Linked DNA regions of Homo sapiens: region 2 is linked to region 1. The links are chromatin contacts, found by Hi-C or POLR2A ChIA-PET in ENCODE. All regions are on one chromosome and are shown on one strand. Each heading gives the region's core, a stretch centred on a gene start or an enhancer-like site at or near the end of the contact. The rest is flanking DNA. Distances are from core to core; before and after follow the strand shown.

Region 1 (3,500 bases), core at 467-2,966:
CCCCCTTTGCCATTCTGTTCTTATCCTCCTAATGTAATTCTCAGTTTGTAGGCGGAAGGGAGAGATGCAATTTAAATGCCAAGGAGAGTTGTGCTGTGCCTTTGATTTCTCATCCTAATTCTGCTGAAGGTTCCTGGGTCCTCTCCTTTGGCTCTCTGCCTAGTACTTTCCTGTGTTACCTTGATGGGACGTTTCAAGGCCTCTTGGATATCTAGCCGTTTCCTCATGATAGTCTGGTCCAGTTTCCTTTCAAAAGCCAAGAGATCCATATAGGCCTGGGATTCTGGTACCAGTTCACGAATCTTAGGAACAGAAAAATTAATTGAAATCTAGGATGATCATCTCTATACTCAAACTCACCACACTTTCCAGAAGACATATAGCCTGGACTCACCCTTTGAGGTAGAATTTTGTCAGCCATCTTCTTTTTCTTTGCACTGTTGGGAATAAATACTATTATCAGGTTGGGACAGAACTAGTCAGAACGTGAAAATAAGCTGTCAGCACGTCCATTTATAGTAATGTGAAGGGACTGCAAAGCTTCTCTCAAAGAACTACCACCACCACCACCACCACCAAGCATTCTCAAGGATGAGTTCTGTAGCACCATCTGCTGACACAGCACCACCACTTCTTGGTTCAGGTACTCCCACCACCTGTGTCCTCCCAGGCTCCCTCCCTCCCTCCCTCTGCCCCAGGATCATCTTACTTGTGGTTTCGATTTTGGACCGCCTGCTGCTGGACCTGCTGGATCTGCTGAGGGGCAGGTCTCTTGCGGGACTGATCCATCCCTGACTGGGCCAGGCCAGGTCGGACTGAAGGGTTCCCCCCATAGCCAGGGGGTCCCATGGAAGGTCCCTGAGGTGTCATTCGGCTGCCTGGCAACATACCTGGTCTCTACAGAGGGGAGAGGACCCAGAGATGTCATGGTTTCACCTGCTAAACCCCATCAAGAAAGAAAAGCAGGGAACGCCTGAGATCTTTGAATGAAGTAAGGTTTAGGGATGGAATGGAGGACAATGAGAGGAGAACCCTTTGCTCCAGTAGTGACTCCATAGAAAAACAGAGTCCAAAAGCTAAGCGAGAGCCAGATTATACTCAAATTCTCAGTCTATTTTGGATGGGACACATCGGACATCGCCAGTTCCACATTTACTCTGCTAGCTACTATCTCTTTAGAAGCTGACCTCAATTTGTCAGCTACACGTTCTGTGTTCCTCTGATCACTGGAGCTGCTCAAGCCCCTTTGCACTCCGGCCCTCATACAGGTATCCCTGGACCCACTTCACCCACCCAGGTTCTCTACCGACTCCCCAGGGAAACAATGCCCCTAGGAGCAGGTGTGTAACTGCCTCCCCCTCTCTTTCTGCGCACTGCCTCCCCCAACCCCCACCCAGAGCCCGAACCCCTCCCAAGGGAGTCCCTCCTACTTCTCCCCCCACCCCTGTCACTCCCATGTCCCCGCTCGGCCCCGCCCCCGGCCCGCGCGCCCCTCCTCCTGCCCCACTCACCGGATAGGCCGCTCCGGGCATCGGGGAGCGGTACAGCCCTTGACCCGGAGCCGGGCCCATTCGCACAGGAGGCCCCGGAGTTCCGCCCGGGCCCAAGGCAGCAGCCGCGCCCGCCCCTCCTGAGGCTCCGGCGCCGCCGCTTGGAGCCACAGACTGGAAACCCGCCCGGGCCGCCATCTTCCCGGAGCCGCCGATGCAGCCGCACAAAGAACCGGAACCGGAACTCCCCCCGCCCCCCGAGCGCCCCCCGAGCGCCCGCCTGTTCCCCCGGCCGGCCGGCCGGCACGGGAGGCTCAGGGCAGCGAGACTATGGGATAGAGCGGGGCGACTAGCGGAAAAGGCGTGCTGGCCACGCCCTCCCGCCTTCACGGTCCGGGAGGGAAAACCATAGAGAAGAGCTCTGCAATAGAGAGGCCGCGTGAGCGGGCGCCCCCAGGCCGACGGGAGGAAGACAAGGACCTGGAAAGGGGGACGGACCACAGCCTCAGCCCCAGTCTCAACCCCAACTCGAGCCCTCTGATGAAGAGGGGCTTGGAGTAATAGCTTCATCTTGGCGCATGGCGTTAACTTTCCAAAACGCTTTGACTGCTTTTCGTTTCGTTTTCTTACTGCTATAACTATCAGGGGCTGAGGAGGGAAACACAGTTTATTCCATTTTACAAATGGGAAAGCTGAACTCACAGGTGAATGACTTGGCAAAGGTCAACCAGCAAGTTAGCCATAAAGCCGAAGCCAAGATTCCAGATACCCTTGCTCATAGCCCGGGACTCATTCCACAGATAAAGTGCCTCAATAAGTACCTCACGTGGGAACTTCATCCTAACTTTCTCTCTGACCTAACCTGCTTCCGGATTATTATTTTTTATTTTTTATTTTTTTTTAGATGAGGTCTGTCTCTCTCTCGCCCAAGCTGGAGTGCAGTGGCACCATCTCAGCTCACTGCAACCTCCGCCTCCCAGGCTCAAGTGATCCTCCCAACTCAGCCTACCAAGTAGCTGGGACCACAGGCATGCACCACCATGCCAGACTGTTTTGTATTTTTGGTAGGGATGGGGTTTCGCCATGTTGCCCAGGTTGGTCTCGAACTCCTGAGCTCAAGCGATCTGTGCTCCTCAGCCTCCCAAAATGCTGGGATTACAGGTGTGAGCCATTGTGCCTGGCCTCAGATTTTTTTTTTTTTAAATATTAAAAAATAGGGATGGGGGGCTGGGCACGGTGGCTCATGCCTGTAATCCCAGCACTTGGGAGGCCCAGGCGGGTGGATCATGAGGTCAGGAGATCGAGACCATCCTGGCTAACACGGTGAAACCCCGTCTCTACTAAAAACACAAAAAAATTAGCCGGGCGTGGTGGCGGGCGCCTGTAGTCCCAGCTACTCGGGAGGCTGAGGCAGGGGAATGGTGTGAACCCGGGAGGCGGAGCTTGCAGTGAGCCGAGATCGCGCCACTGCACTCCAGCCTGGGCGACAGAGCGAGACTCCATCTCAAAAAAGAAAAAAAAAATAGGGATGGGGGTTTCACTATGTTGCATAGGCTGATCTCGAACTCCTGGCCGCAAGTGATCCACCTGTCTCAGCCTCCCAAAGTGTTGGGATTACGGGCATGAGCCACCGTGCCAGCCTGCTTCCAGATTTTATGATAAGTTCCAGTTTATCTTGAATTTTGACTCTGCTCTCTCTCTCTAAAGCATCCTTTGTATTGGGGATTCTGTTTTGGAACTTTGTTGCCTTTGACTTCTCCCTCTTTCCCTGCCCAGTGGTTCAAACTATTCCTGATATAATGGTCAGCCTGTCCCATCCCAGGGGGACCACAGTGTCCCTACTCAAACCTTCTCCTTACTCATCCCCTAATTGGCCCCAAACCAAGCTCAGCTTTAGGCACTTAGTGAGAATATCTAAATACTTTTTCAAATAAGAGAACAACACTGAAGAGGAGATGGTTGAAACCCAGTTTATTAGACCAGAGGCATGCGTCACCCAGAGCCCTGCCT
Region 2 (3,500 bases), core at 467-2,966, 320 kb before region 1:
AACTTACATTTTAATAAAGCCAAAGGAATCAATTTGGAAGTCAAAAGTATATTGTGGAGTTCCTGTCAATATAAACTTCACAATCTTTCTTCTGCCCAGCAAAACACACACTTAAAACCTGTGGTATTTACATAGCATAACATTCCTTAAAAAAACTGGCTGGCACTGGCTTAAAATCTTATCTGATTTCTTATTCTGCCTAAGGAAAACAACAATGAGGACAGAAAACAGTAAACAGAATGAGTTCAGTAATTTTAAGTCTTTTCATGATTTCCCCGGAATGTTCCAATGAATGTTTATTATGAATGTTAGATACACTCTAATGTAGCAGTCTTTTAAAAAACTAATTTAAAGATATCAAGCTTATCGGCGACACAATATCAGTTAGTTTAAAGAGAAAAAAAAACCGTAAAATCATTTATTTACTTTATGCTGGAATATTACGGAGTAAGATTTTCCCACAACCCGGAAAAAAAAATCTGCCATAGGCTGGCCCCGGCTCCTAGATTCATTATACAACCCGTAAATTCCTTCCCTCATTGAAAAGATTCTTCTTATGGGCATAGTTAACAAATGCCAAGTTGCGAAGTTGCAGCTTTGCTGGTTTGACGTTTTCACAATGTAAGAACAATATGATCTGGAATCTACTCAAAGCATTAGCCAGGCAGTCAGCTGACGCTCACTGCACACAAGAGGACAGAATTAAGGGAAATTAAATTTCGTATTTCTGTAAGGCAGGTATCCAACTCTATCTTGAAAACTAAAATAGGCCAACAGCAGACGTTCTAGTTTAAGTAATAAAAGTGTCTCATTGTTCAAATAACATTACAAAAAACGGCTTTTCCCGGAATAAGTTTCCCTCATTCTTGGAATTTTCCTTGTAAAGGGCTTTTAATCGGTTCATAGAACCAACCCTTCATCACGCAGCTGCTGCTTGAGTAACTTTTACAAAAGGTCAAAGCGGTGCCTTTCAAGGCTTCCAAACCCTACTGGCTTCTCCTCGATTCAAAGTAACTCGCTTTCACCCACAGAACGTTCCAGAGACCTAGGGACGGGGCCCGGGCAGAATTTGGTGGAAGTTGCTCAAAAGAACTTTTCAATTTTCTTTTCAAAATACTTACCGCATTTCACCTTTCTCCATCCGTGGCCCCACATGTTGCTCGCCTCCCTCCCAGAGGGGCCCCGCGAGGCCGCGCTCGGCCCCCGGAACGCGCCCACCTGATTACCCTCTCCTCCCTCAGACTCCGCCCCCCAACCCCCCAATGCTGCCTCCTTTAGGAGGTCCATATGGGACACTTTCCCCTTCCTCTGAACCTCACCGCCACACCAGAACAGCCCTCCGTTTTTCTCCTTCAATTCTTCTCCACTACGGGCCTCACCTCCCATAGCTTCCTAGAGTGTTGTGAGCGCGCAGAGGGAAGCTGCAGGCCTGCTCGGCCCAGGTGCTGTGTCAGCCTATCTGCCGGTTCCGCGGCGTGTACGGCCCGGAAAGTCACATGGCGGTGGGACCGGCCGGCGCCTCTACACTCCTGCTCTCCTAAGAGCAGGACGAGACTAGCATAATGCACTCACCTCCACGAAAAGCAACATGTCGTCCTCTGCTCAGCCCAATCGTTCCCGCCGCCGCAACTCCAACTGGCTCACAGGCCCGCGCCCCAATTGCTAGGATAAGGACACACACTCGCCTTGCCCCTCCACCCGGCAGTGGACCCGGCTCCTCCCCTGCCGTCAGCCGCTGCGGCCTGACCCGCCCAGTCCCACCTCCCTTGAAACAACAACTGCTTCCGGGTCTAGGGAAAAATTGTTTCCGGGAGAAAAGAGAGCCCTCGGCGCGCTCAACTTTTGCACTATCTTTTCCAGCAGCAGTGTGGGATGTACTATCATCTGTCGGGGGGAACGATTAGAAGGAGACGCCATTCTGTGGCACGGGGATGTGTAAAAATCGTAATGACACATTTTATCACTTGTCAGATAGCTACACAGCACTGATAATTCCGCAGTTTTCATAGTTCACAATCTAGATTTGATTTTTAAAGCCGACCTTGGCGAAGTGTACTGAACAAACCAACCCTGCCGAAAAGTGGTGGCTCACAGAAGAAAAGTAGACAAGAAAAAAAAAACAAAAAACTATGATACTAGCAAATATGTTAATAGCAGCTAATGTATATTAAATGCTTACATTGTGTTTGGCACTATACTAAGCATTTTATGTTAATTGATCTTAAAACAATTCTATGCAATAAACACTATTATTATCATCCCCATTTTACAGTTGAAGAAGCCCTCTAGGAGGTCGGGTTTCCCTTTAAAGAACTTTGCCCCAGGCTCATTTGAATTAATTACCCATGTCACCGCTTAATATACCAGTAATAACACTTAATCTGGACAGTGTCTTCTTTGACGTTCTGTCATTAATTCAAACGAAATACAATAAAAACAAAATTTTTAAAATTATCTATAATTTTTGTTAGATGGTCCAAATTCCTTATTGTCTTTAGCAATATGTAGTAGGATAGATCGCTCCCACTTGTATGTCCTAGTTCAAACACTCATCTTTTGAAATAATCATGTCTTGGCTGGGAAGGGTGGCTCACGCCTATAATCCCAGCAATTTGGAAAGCTGAGGCGGGCGGATCACTTGCGGTCGGGAGTTCAAGACCAGCCTGGCCAACATGGTAAAACCCCATCTCTACTAAAAATACAAAAATTAGCCAAGTGTGGTGGTGCACACCTGTAATCCCAGCTACTCGGGAGGCTGAGGCAGGCGAATCGCTTAAACCCAGGAGGTGGAGTTAATAGTGAGCCAACATCGCGCCACTGCACTCCAGCCTGGGTGACAGAGTGAGACTCTGTCTCAAATATAGTAATAATAATAGTAACGAATAAAAATTGGCCGGACACCGTGGCTCACGCCTGTAATTCTAGCACTTTGGGAGGCCGAGGCGGGTGGATTGCCTTAGCTCAGGAGTTCAAGACCAGCCTGGGCAACATGGTGAAATGCCATCTCTAGTAAAATACAAAAAATTAGCCAGGCATGGCAGTGTGTGCCTGTAGTCCCAGCTACGTGGGAGGCTGAGGCAGGAGAATTGCTAGAACCTGGGAGGCAGAGGTTGCAGTGAGCCAAGATCACGCCACTGCACTCAAGCCTGGGTGACAGAGTGTGACTCTGTCTCTAAAAAATAATAATAATAAATAAAAATGAAATAATCATGTCTTGATCTTTTCCAATGGATTTTTCCATTCTATTATTTAAAAAATCTTCCCAAAGTGAAGGTTTCATTTTCACCAAACCACTGTTACTTGATTTCAAGACTTTGCCATTCTGATCTCATGAAATCCTCCTTGCTTTGCCGCAAATGGAATCTCCTCAGATACCAAATTAATTCCACCACCAAATTGCTGATATCTGTTATCTCAGGCCCACCCTAATGTGGTCCTCAGTAAATTCCCGTGAAGTCATCTCAGTGATTAAACCAATCTCCTTACTTTCCCCCTAAGAT

Evidence for each region. A loop is a pair of places that touch in the nucleus more often than their neighbours do. ChIA-PET counts read pairs that join two places held with the same protein, here RNA polymerase II (POLR2A). Pooled maps may share reads with other maps.
Region 2: a loop to region 1 is called in a map of CD8-positive, alpha-beta T cell, with 14 times the contacts of the local background. The contact joins the promoter of LARP4 here to the promoter of SMARCD1 in region 1. A Hi-C loop is called at or near these places in 15 of 168 maps with a recorded cell type or tissue (CD4-positive, alpha-beta T cell, CD4-positive, alpha-beta memory T cell, CD8-positive, alpha-beta T cell and 10 more), 23 of 37 single-sample maps with no recorded cell type and 28 of 50 pooled maps. POLR2A ChIA-PET finds 5 or more read pairs at or near these places in 3 of 52 experiments (A673, Caco-2 and OCI-LY7).

What each region holds. Positions count from the first base shown.
Region 1 is chr12:50,083,558-50,087,057 of GRCh38, reverse strand. It overlaps SMARCD1 (SWI/SNF related BAF chromatin remodeling complex subunit D1), which reads right to left and starts at 1,716. Exons shown (of 13, transcript NM_003076.5): 1 at 1,512-1,716; 2 at 710-897; 3 at 395-437; 4 at 180-302. The coding sequence starts at 1,688. It overlaps ASIC1 (acid sensing ion channel subunit 1), which reads right to left. Exons shown (of 12, transcript NM_001095.4): 12 at 3,447-3,500. RefSeq lists enhancers at 293-1,024, 1,874-2,133, 2,491-3,223 and a silencer at 1,364-1,803.
Region 2 is chr12:50,399,101-50,402,600 of GRCh38, reverse strand. It overlaps LARP4 (La ribonucleoprotein 4), which reads right to left and starts at 1,716. Exons shown (of 16, transcript NM_052879.5): 1 at 1,573-1,716. The coding sequence starts at 1,590.